Regions from separate parts of the Homo sapiens genome. Here region 2 is linked to region 1. A link is a contact called in ENCODE Hi-C or POLR2A ChIA-PET data. All regions are on one chromosome and are shown on one strand. Each heading gives the region's core, a stretch centred on a gene start or an enhancer-like site at or near the end of the contact. The rest is flanking DNA. Distances are from core to core; before and after follow the strand shown.

Region 1 (5,367 bases), core at 1-2,500:
TGAGGCCACATGGTTGCCCGCAGGACAGCTCTAAGACACCATTTAGTTGATTAAAGCAGATGTTCAAACTCTCCTCCAATCCCACCTATCTACTCACAATTTGCATCCCCCCAACCCCCATCAGTCTCCTTTTTTTAAAAAAAGAGATATGCTAGGCCAGGCATGGTGGCTCAGGCCTGTAATTCCAGCACTTTGGGAGGCTGAGGCAGGAGGATCACTTGAGACCAGGAGTTTGAGATCAGCCTGGGCAACATAGCAACACCCTGTCTCTAAAAAAAAAAAAAAAAATTAGCCAGTGATGCGTGCCTGTGGTCCCAGCTAGCTACTCGGGAGGCTGAGATGGGAGGATCGCTGGAGCCCAGGAGGATGAGGCTGCAGTGAGCTCTGATTGTACCACTGAACTCCAGCCTGGGCAACAGAGCCAGACCCTGTCTCCAAAAAAAGAAAAAAGATAAAGAGAAATGCTAGTGGTAAAAAAACGTAACTTAAAGCCTGTACATTCCCCGCAGGGGGGTGTTTATGGCCTTGTATCCAGCTGGCTCTTCCCAGATTCAAAAGCAATTATTCCAAAAGAATGCTTTATGGTTAAAATTAAACCACAGTCCAAAAGCTATTAGAACTGGACTTTGAACAAATGCCAAAGAGGACAGTTATGAACATCTTCTTGACAGAAAAAGAAAGAGACCCACCAGAAGGAAGAAATCTAAAACAAACAAAAAATTAAGTAAAATGTTGAAACCTGTTCAACCACCCTATTTCAGATAGAACGCACTTTTTAACCACATTAGGAAAGCGAAACTCGCCGTGGGTGGGGTGGAAACGCTGCCAGGTCATCCTGTCTAAAGAAACTCTGGTCGCGCCTACCTGAGGGACGTGCGGGCGCGGCTCGGCCCCCACGAGGCGCCCCGACACCGCGCCGGCCGCGCGGCTCCCGCAGGCACAGCGCCCGCCCCGGCGAGCACCAGTGCATCACCCCGGTGACGTGGGTCACCTGCCCTGATGCGTTATTCCGCCGCTTGATGAAGAAACCAGCATTTAGGAAAACACAGAGGCGCACATTAGCGTGCACGAAATCGCCCGAGGGAGCTGAGAGCTGGCGAGGTCACGAGTGCCGGGCTCCGGGCGGGGGGTGGGGCAGGGCGGCGGGGCAAGGCCGGGGCGGGAGCGGCGATCCGAGGCCGGGTCAGCAGCGCCCCCTCCTGGAACGCCGGGAGCGCCGCGCGCGCGGATGCCGCTCTCCTTCCAGCCTGGCGCGCCGCTGCCCCCTATCGGACAAACGCTTTGACCGTTGGCTAAAGCAAGTATCAGACGTCAGCCCCTCCAGGTGGCAAGCACGCCTGGCCAAGCCTCAGTTTCCACATCTCTCAAATGGGAGCGATGGCAACACTATCTACCCTTGCACACCTCAGAGGGTGACCAGGAGCAAATGAAGGAAGCACCGCTCTTTCTTCCTGGGCCGGCCTCGCTGCTTAGGCCCCAGCAAAATCCAGGTCGCCTCCCCGAGGTCATCTTTGTCCCCCGTGTCTGAACTGGGAGCACAGTTATAAAACCAGTCATGTTGTTCTGAGAGTGGCGTCTCTCTTCCAGTAGCTTCGATAACTCCACAAATGTATTTAACATAATTTTCAAAACATTTTTTCTTATAAGCATGTATCATAATTTAGTTTTCCGGCAATTATCCATTCACTGTCTAAATCCCCCACCACACTGTGAGTCCTGGGGATGCAGGGACCTCCCTGTCACTGTCATTGTTGTGTCTCCAGAATCTGCCTAGCACAGTGCCTCCCACACAGTAGGTGCTCAATAAATTGCTGTTGGAAAAATACATGGATGAAGCCTAGGAGCTGGAGGCTAGGCAGAAACAGAAAGGACAAAGTCAGATACGGGGGGAAATCCTATTTCCAGAATGGTATCTCAAGTGACTATTAAAAATGCGGCGCCGGGCGCGGTGGCTCACGCCTGTAATCCCAGCACTTTGGGAAGCCGAGGCGGGCGGATCACGAGGTCAGGAGATCGAGACCATCCTGGCTAACATGGTGAAACCCCGTCTCTACTAAAAATACAAAAAAAATTAGCCGGGCGTGGTGGCGGGCGCCTGTAGTCCCAGCTACTCGGGAGGCTGACTGCAGGAGAATGGTGTGAACCTGGGAGGCGGAGCTTGCAGTGAGCCGAGATCGCGCCCCTGGACTCCAGCCTGGGCTACAGAGCGAGACTCCGTCTCAAAAAAAATAAAAATATAAATATAAATAAATAAATAAATAAATAAATAAATAAATAAATAAATAAAAATTAAAATGAGGCCAAAGGCCGGGTGCAGTGGCTCATTCCTGTAATCCTAGCACTTTGGGAGGCCGAGGTAGGTGAATCACTTGAGGCCAGGAGTTCCAGACCAGTGGGGCCAACATGGTAAAACCCTGTCTCTACTAAAAATAGAAAAAAATTAACTGGGCGTGGTGGTGTGCACCTGTAATCCCAGCTACTGAGGAGACTGAGGCATAAGACTCTCTTAACCCTGGGAGGCAGAGGTTGCAGTGAGCCGAGATTGCACCACTGTCCTACCTGGTGACAGAGTGAGACTCTGTGTCAAAAAATAAAAATAAAAAAGGCCAGGCACAGTGACTCACGCCTGTAATACCAGCACTGGAGGAAGCCAAGGTAGGAGGATCACTTAGGCCCAGGAGTTCAAGACCAGCCTGGGCAACAAGATGAAACCACGGCTCTGCAAAAAATACAAAAATTAGCCAGGCACTGTGGCGTATGTCTATAGTTTCAGCTATTTGGGAGGCTGAGGTGGGAGGATTGCTTGAGCCCAGCAGGTGGAAGCCGCAGGGAACCATGATCACACCACCGCATTCCAGCCTGAGCAACAGAGTGAGATCCTGTCTCTAAATAATAATAATAATTAATAAAATAAAATAAAATAAAAATGAAAGGCCAGGCACAGTGGTGAGTGCCTATAATCCCAGCTACTCAGGAGACTGAGGTTGGAGGATCACTTGAGCCCAGGTGTTCTAATCCAGCTTGGGCAATGTAGGGAGACACCATCTCTATTTTAAAAAGAAAAGAAAGAAAAGGTGGGGATGATGAAAAAGGTTTTTAAATAGAAAGCGGTGGTGGTTGCACAACATTGTGAATGCACCAAATGCCACTGAATTGTAGGCTATAAAATGATTAATTATATGTTATATGCATTTCACCTCAATAAAAAAAATGAAAGGGCAGAATTGTAATATAATCATTATGATCATTCCTGCTTTAGACACTGCAAATACTTGATGAAGTCAACATAAAGAGAATAACTTTTATAGAGTGTTCTACAGTTGACATAAATGTTTTCATATAAATGATTTCATTTGTCCCTCCCAACAAGCCCATTAATTTGCAGACGAGGAAAACAGGATTGCAGATCAGTGGCTTCCTTCCAACAGGTAGGGCACACTCCCCCTCGGGGGCTCTGCCCTTGAGGCTCCCCGCTATGAAAAGACTTCCTCCAAACCACAGCTTCCCCCTCCCCTCTTGCTGGGCTCTGCTTCAAGGGTCACCAGAAGGGCCTTCCTCAAAGAGCGGCCCTCCTCCCCATCGTCATTCTCTCTCCCTTACCCTGCTTGAGTTTTTCTTTAAAATTCTTAGGACATATTATATTGACATTATTTCTTTTTGTCTCCTTCCACAACAATGTAAGCACCAAGAGAACAGTGCTATTTGTCAGTTTTGTTCTCTGTTATAATCCTGACATCTGGAATGGTACCTGACAAATAATAGGTGCTTAATAAATATTGTTAAATGAATGCATTTGTTAAAGGAATAATAACTTTACCATGAACTTGGCCAGATCTTTTGAGGATCCAAGGCTTTTTAGGTCACACCACAAAAACAAAATTACAATATGATGGAGATAAAATACCAGTTGTGAGAGGCCTGTAACAAAGCGCTACCCAGTTCACTGATTATTACCTGCGTGTGCTCCACTTATCCCCCAGGGAGGCACCTGTCTGTTGTATCCCTGGCTCCCAGCATGGTGCTGGACACCTAGTATTAGGCACTGATCTGCATCAGTAAGAAACAATGGATTCTGAGCAACACAAACAAGAACAGAACTGGCTACAGTGCACATCCCGGTCCCACCCTAAGTGTGCATATGGCAGGGAACGGGGAGTCTCTGAGGACCAGAGGAAGGAGGACACGCAGGACAGGGGCCAGAGTCCAGGGAGCAGCAGAGCATGGCCTTCTGAGCCCCACGTGATTTGTGTAGAAATAGCTCCCGAGACCAAGCTGATCTGCCATGTAAACCTCGCACGATTACTTCCTGTTCCCAGGGGAGAACTTGCAGGGCTAGCCTCTCGTGAGTGGGGTCAGCATGGTCTGACAGGATGGATGACCCCTGTGCTATGGACAGTGAGCCTCTGAGGGGCAGGGGCCACTCCATAATACTGTCCAGTGGCCTCTGAGAAATTCCTGGCCAGCACTGGCCGCCTTCCTCCAGTTCCTGAGCCAGGCAGCCAGGTGTGATGGAAAGTTGTCAGGTGTAACTCAAAGAACATAGATTAAGAGTCTAGAGGCCGAGCGCAGTGGCTCACACCTGTAACCCCAGCACTTTGGGAGGCCAAGGCAGGTGGATCACCTGAGGTCAGGAGTTTGAGACAAGCCTGGACAACATGGTGAAACCCCATCTCTACTAAAAATACAAAAATTAGCCGGGCATGGTGGCAGACACCTGTATTCCCAGCTACTTGGGAGGCTGAGGCAGGAGAATTGCTTGAACCCGGGAGGTGGAGGTTGCAGTGAGCTGAGATCAAGCCACTGCATTCCAGCCTGGGTGACAGAGCGAGACTCTGGCTAAAAAAAAAAAAAAAAAAAAAGCAAGAAAAGAAAAGAAAAAGAGTCGACTCCTGCACTTTGCTGGCAGCTCTGCTTCCTGCACCTGTTTGAACCTGTATCTCTAAGGGCAGTATACAGATTGCAAACAAAAACTCACACAAGCATGAAATGTGGTCATTTGCCCAACCTGACCATGGGCACGGAGAATTATTGTTATACTTTAAATGGAACATAATATTTAATACAGATAAATACCTGTTTGCCAGTGTGGACCTCACATTTGAACGTTATGGTACAGAAACATGTTTTCACCCTTTAATCATAAAAGTTTATTAAAATGTTCTTTTTTTTTTTGAGACCGAATTTCACTCTTGTCACCCAGGCTGGAGCACAAAGGTGCAATCTTGGCTCACTGCAACCTCCGCTTCCTGGGTTCAAGTGATTCTCCTGCCTTGGCCTCCTAAGTAGCTGGAATTACAGGCACCCGCCACCATGCCTGGCTAAGTTTTGTATTTTTAATAGAGATGGGGTTTCACCATGTTGGCCAGG
Region 2 (5,456 bases), core at 252-2,751, 110 kb after region 1:
TTCCCAAAGTGCTGGGATTACAGGCATGAGCCACCCCACCTGGCCTCTACCTCTGTTTTCTTTTCTTTTTTTGAGGCGGAGTTTCTCTCTTGTCACCCAGGCTGGAGAGCAGTGGTGCTATCTCGGCTCACCACAACCTCCGCCTCTCAGGTTCAAGCGATTCTCCTGCTTCAGCCTCCCGAGTAGCTGGGATTACAGGCATACGCCACCACACCCGGCTAATTTTGTATTGTTTTTAGTAGAGACAGGGTTTCTTCATGTTGGTCAGGCTGGTTTCAAACTCCTGACTTCAGGTGATCCGCCCGCCTCGGCCCCCCAAAGTGCTGGGATTACAGGCGTGAGCCACCTTGCCCAGCCTATCTCTATTTTCTAATCTGTAAAACGGGGATCATAATAGCACCTCCTTCAGGGACATGTGATGGTTTCATGAGATATGATATGTAAGTCGCTCAGCACAGTGCCTGGCATACAGTAAGCACCCAATAAATGGTGCCTGCTGTTATGGACATTTATGGAAATAAGATCCTGGAAAGCAGATTGGAAGGGCATGTACTAAACAGACAAGGGGATGTCGTGGCTCAAAGCAGCAGGAGTAGGACTGGGATGCAGGGAAGGGGAGAGTCCATTGAAAGGGGAAGCTTTAGGCTGGGTGTGGTGGCTCAAGCCTGTAATCCCAGCACTTTGGGCAGCCAAGGTGGGCGGATCACCTGAGGTTGGGAGTTCCAGACCAGCCTGACCATCATGGAGACACCCCATCTCTACTAAAAATACAAAATTAGCCGGACATGGTGGCGCATGCCTGTAATCCCAGCTACTCGGGAGGCTGAGGCAGGAGAATTGCTTGAACCCGGGAGGCGGAGGTTGCGGTGAGCCAAGATCGTGCCATGGGACTCCAACCTGGGCAACAGGAACGAAACTCCATCTCAAACAAACAAACAAACAAACAAAAAAGAAAAGAAAAGGGAAGCTTTTCAGGGCCCTATGGCTGCATGGAGTGCCCCAAACTAAGGCGCATGTCTGCTTGATTCTATGCACCCTGTGTTGAAAAAACAGAAAAGACATTGTCAGAATGGGCCCAACCTCAGGGGACAGCATCACATAGGGCAGGGTAAAGCATGGCCCTGCAGGATTCATGGGATCATACATTGTCTTCATTCAGTCACTCAAGAAATATTTGCTGAGTACCTACTCTGTGCCGGGCCCTGCTCTGGGCTTGGGGAAGGTGAACTCAGAGAAAACACACAGAGCCTCTGCTCCCTAGCTCAGTCCAGTTGGGGGAAGGGGCAGCAGACTGATGGTAAACAAATAGGTACATTCACGCCTCTCCAGGGGTAGTGGGGAGAGGGGACCCCGAGGAGGCCAGCGTGTTGAAGCCGCAGCAAGCAAGTGGGTGGGCAGGGCCCTGGTTCCTCCAGGGGGGTGCGGCTGCCCTGTTTTTAGCCACAGATGCTCTTCCATTCCAGCCTGGTGCCCAGAGTCGGTTTCACTTTCCTCTTACCCGTTTTCTTAGAGTTTGGTTTCTGTTTTGTGGGTTCCCTGCCCCCCTTCCGCCTTTGTCTGGAGTTGCAGATTAGCCTAGTGGTTCTCAACCCTGGCTACATCTTAGAACCCTGGGGAGCTTTTTTTTCTTTTTTTCTTTTTTTTTTTTTTGAGACAGGGTCTCATTCTGTCTCCCAGACTGGAGTGAAGTGGCGCGATCTTGGCTCACTGCAACCTCTGCCTCCCAGGTTCAAGTGATTCTCCTTTCTGCCTCAGTCTCCCCAGTAGCTGGGGAGGCTACTCGCCACCACGCCTGGCAATTTTTTGTATTTTTAGTAGAGACAAGTTCTCACCATGTTGACCAGGCTGGTCTCAAACTCCTGACCTTAAGTGATCCACCCGCCTCGGCCTCCCAAAGTGCTGGGATTACAGGCCTGAGCCACTGTGCCCGGCCGACCCTGGGGAACTTTAAAATACCCATATCTGGGCCTGTCTTCAGTTAGATCAGAAGCCCTGAAGATGAGCCTTCCCAAACTCTGGTCTCGTCTTCTTAACTCGGTGAGAACAACGGTTGCCCTCCCAGTGCAGTGGTAGGAAAATCACCTATGCAATGTCAGGGCTCCTCCCCTTTATCTTCCGTTTTTCAGGGATCACAGCCCTGAGCTGCCCTTTGTCTAATATCTGAAAACACTTGTTTCCTGTGCTTTGTCCAGTTTCTTAGCTGTTTGTAGAAAAAGGGCAATTTCAGTTCACCTTACTTCCTCAAGGCCAGAACCTAGAGTCCCTCCTCATCCTTTGAACTCCCCAAGTCCTTCACCTGTCCCCTCTCCAAGTTTCTTCCCATGCTCTGGCTGGGATAACTGTGCTTGCAGGTTTCACCTCCACTTCTGGAAAGCGCCCCTCTTGGGGACACAGGGCCTGTCGGATTCACGTCTGTGTCTCCAGGATGTCTCACAGGGCCTGGCACGTGGTAGGTACGTGGTGGGCATGTTTTTGTGCATGGGTCTGCCCTGCCCTTCTTCCTTCAGGCCACCCCAAATCATATCCGTATCCCTAGAGAACTGACGCCCACCCCACTCCAACCAGGTGGCACCTCCAGGACCGCTGGTCAAGATACCCTCCCCACAGCCATTGGTCAGGGGTGGCCGTGAGACTCAAGACAGCACATGTGGCCGGGTGCAATCGCTCACGCCTGTAATCCCAGGACTTTGGAACGCTGAGGCAGGCAGATCACCTGGGATCAGGAGTTCAAGACAAGCCTGGCCAACATGGCAAAACCCCATCTCTACTAAAAATACAAAAATTAGCTGGATGTGGTGGTGGGTGCCTGTAATCCCAGCTACTCAGGAGGCTGAGGCTGCAGAATTGCGAGAACCTGGGCAGTGGAGGTTGTAGTGAGCCGAGATCGCACCACTGCACTCCAGCCTGGGCGATAGAGCAAGACTCCGTTTTTTAAATAAATTACCCAGTTCCAGGTTTTCTGTTATAAGCAACAGAGAATGGGTGAAGACATTTATTTTTATCTTTAATAATGTATTTAGGCCAATTGTATGCTAGAGAGACCTGACTACTACAAGACATCATTGTATGCTTGCCGAATAAATGAAATACCATTGATTAATTTGCAAACCACATTCCCAGTGCACCTGAGGTGGCTTCCAACAAGAACAAGGAAGGTAAAATTTAAAAAACAGAAATGGAGATTCAAGAATGTGGATGGGTGCAGTGGTATACACCCGTGCTACCAGTGGTGCACTCCCAGCTACTCTGGAGGCCCGAGGAGGGAGGATCACTTGAGACCAGGAATGTGAGTCCAGACTGGGCAACATAGCAAGATCTTATCTCTAAAAACAAAAAATTTTAGGCCGGGTGTGGTGGCTCATGCCTGTAATCCCAGCACTTTGGGAGGCTGAGGAGGGCGGATCACGAGGTCAAGAGATCGAGACCATCCTGACCAACATGGTGAAACCCTGTCTCTACTAAAAATACAAAAATTAGCTGGGTGTGGTGGTGCACGCCTGCAGCCCCAGGTACTCGGGAGGCTGAGGCAGCAGAATCTCTTGAACTCGGGAGATGGAGGTTGTAGTGAGCCAAGATCGTGCCACTGCACTCCAGCCTGGTGACAAAGCGAAACTCTATCTGAAAAAAAAAAAAAAAAAAAAAATTTAGGCCACATGGGATGGCTCACACCATAATCCCAGCACTTTGGGAGGCCAAGGCAGGAGGATCACTTGAGGCCAGGAGTTTGATACCAGCCTAGGCAACATAGTGAGACCCTGTCTCTAAAAAAATTATTAAAAAATTTTTTAAATAAAATAATAAAATATAATTAAAAGAGAAAATAAAGATCAGAAACAATAGCATACATATATAAATATGCAACCCATAAAGGCCTGTAAAAGTGCTTTATTAATTCAATATCAAATTTAGTTCTGAGCTTTCTGGCAGCCAAAGCAAAAAACTTTTTTTTTTTTTTCCGGAGAAAACTTCTTCAGTGGAAAGAAATTTTTTCCTAGACTTTAGCTGCAAAAGAACAGTTTCAGATGGGGCCTGCGGTGTGATGTGGTGAAGGCCAATCTCAGCCGCATTCGCACAGCCAAAGCCTGTAATAAGCCTCCCACAATGAGTCCTTGGAGAATGGGTCCAGGCGATTCAGTTGTTCTCATTTGGGCTCGCCTTGACCTCTCAGTGGCTCTTGTCATAGTTGGTCGCTTGCCTCCTCTTTGAAACACTTTCTTCACTTGGATGGGGGCCCTCACTCTCTTGGCAATCTTTTTTTTTTTTTGAGACGGAGTCTCGCACTCTCACCCAGGCTGGAGTGCAGTGGCGCCATCTCGGCTCACTACAAGCTCCGCCTCCCGGGTCCACACCATTCTCCTGCCTCAGCCTCCCGAGTAGCTGGGACTACAGGCGCCCGCCACCACGCATGGCTAATTTTTTTTATTTTTACTAGAGACGGGGTTTCACCGTATGAGCCAGGATGGTCTCGATCTTCTGACCTTGTGATCCGCCGCCTCATCCTCCTAAAGTGCTGGGATTACAGGCGTGAGCCACCGCGCCCGGCCTCTCTTGGCAATCTTCTTCCCCACCGTGGGCTGTGGTCTTGTCTCCATGGCCACATCTCCCTGACCTCTCTTGACCTCTGAATGGTGGTGGGCCCAGGCTCAGACCTCTCCCCTGCCCTCCCTTCCCCTCCCTTCCCCTCCCCTCCCACTTCCTGGATGACAGGCCACTGTTTCCACCCCAGGCCCTCCAGTCTAATTTCTACTCACAGCCAGAGGGAGTGCAGCCATTACATCTTATGCTGCCATTTCCTCATCGTCCTGTGATCACCTAAAGTTACTAAACAAATCTCTATTAAAGTGCCCAGTTTTGTGTAGTGGCCAAATCCCAGAACTTGATTTAGAATGAAGTATTCTTGGGCTGGGCGTGGTAGTACGCACCTGTAGTCCCAGCTGGTCGTGAGGCTGAGGCTGCAGGGATCGCTTGAGTTTGAGGCTGCAGGGACCCAAGATAGCACCACTGCACTCAAGCCTGGGCAACAGAGCGAGAGCTTGTCTCAAAACAAACAAACAAACAAACAAACAAACAAAAAAAACGAACACAGCTTTTTCCACTTCTGGCCATTGCAGCCCCCACTGATAAGGAGTCAGGGAAGTCGGGTCTGCGCCTCTCCCTGGCCCCATTCCCAGGCTTGAGAAGACGCTGCCTTTGGAGAACAGGGAGGGAGGGCAGTGGGTGCAGAGAGTGCATCCTGGATTGACACTGGTGTAAGATGGCATCTCACTCCTTGGGTGGCAGCTGTCTAAAGCTGGCTCCTGCCCTCAGGGGTTTTATGGGCTCCCTTATGTACTACCCCCTTGACTGAAACTCCTGGCAAAGGGGCAGCCCCTCTCTGTTGACTGGCTCTGGTTTTCTTTCAAGTGGCATGCACTACCCCACTCTGTTGCATACCCTGTGCCAGAGAAAACAAGCCC

What was found. Hi-C counts contacts between places; a loop is a spot of excess contacts on that map. ChIA-PET counts read pairs that join two places held with the same protein, here RNA polymerase II (POLR2A). Pooled maps may share reads with other maps.
Region 2: a loop to region 1 is called in a pooled map, with 2.3 times the contacts of the local background. The contact joins two enhancer-like sites. A Hi-C loop is called at or near these places in 6 of 50 pooled maps. POLR2A ChIA-PET finds 5 or more read pairs at or near these places in 3 of 52 experiments (Panc1, WTC11 and activated B cell).

The regions. Positions count from the first base shown.
Region 1 is chr11:65,817,126-65,822,492 of GRCh38, forward strand. All of the region lies in intron 3 of LOC124902693, which reads right to left. Among named protein-coding and RNA genes, the nearest start is that of SNX32, 14 kb to the right of the region's middle. RefSeq lists a silencer at 887-1,346. Within about 2 kb of position 1,251, at least 20 of the 41 ENCODE cell types and tissues checked have a DNase peak (open chromatin) inside an H3K27ac peak, as active enhancers do.
Region 2 is chr11:65,926,755-65,932,210 of GRCh38, forward strand. No RefSeq gene overlaps it. Among named protein-coding and RNA genes, the nearest start is that of DRAP1, 10 kb to the left of the region's middle. RefSeq lists a cis regulatory region at 1,118-1,683 and enhancers at 1,220-1,649, 1,364-1,658. Within about 2 kb of position 1,502, at least 11 of the 41 ENCODE cell types and tissues checked have a DNase peak (open chromatin) inside an H3K27ac peak, as active enhancers do.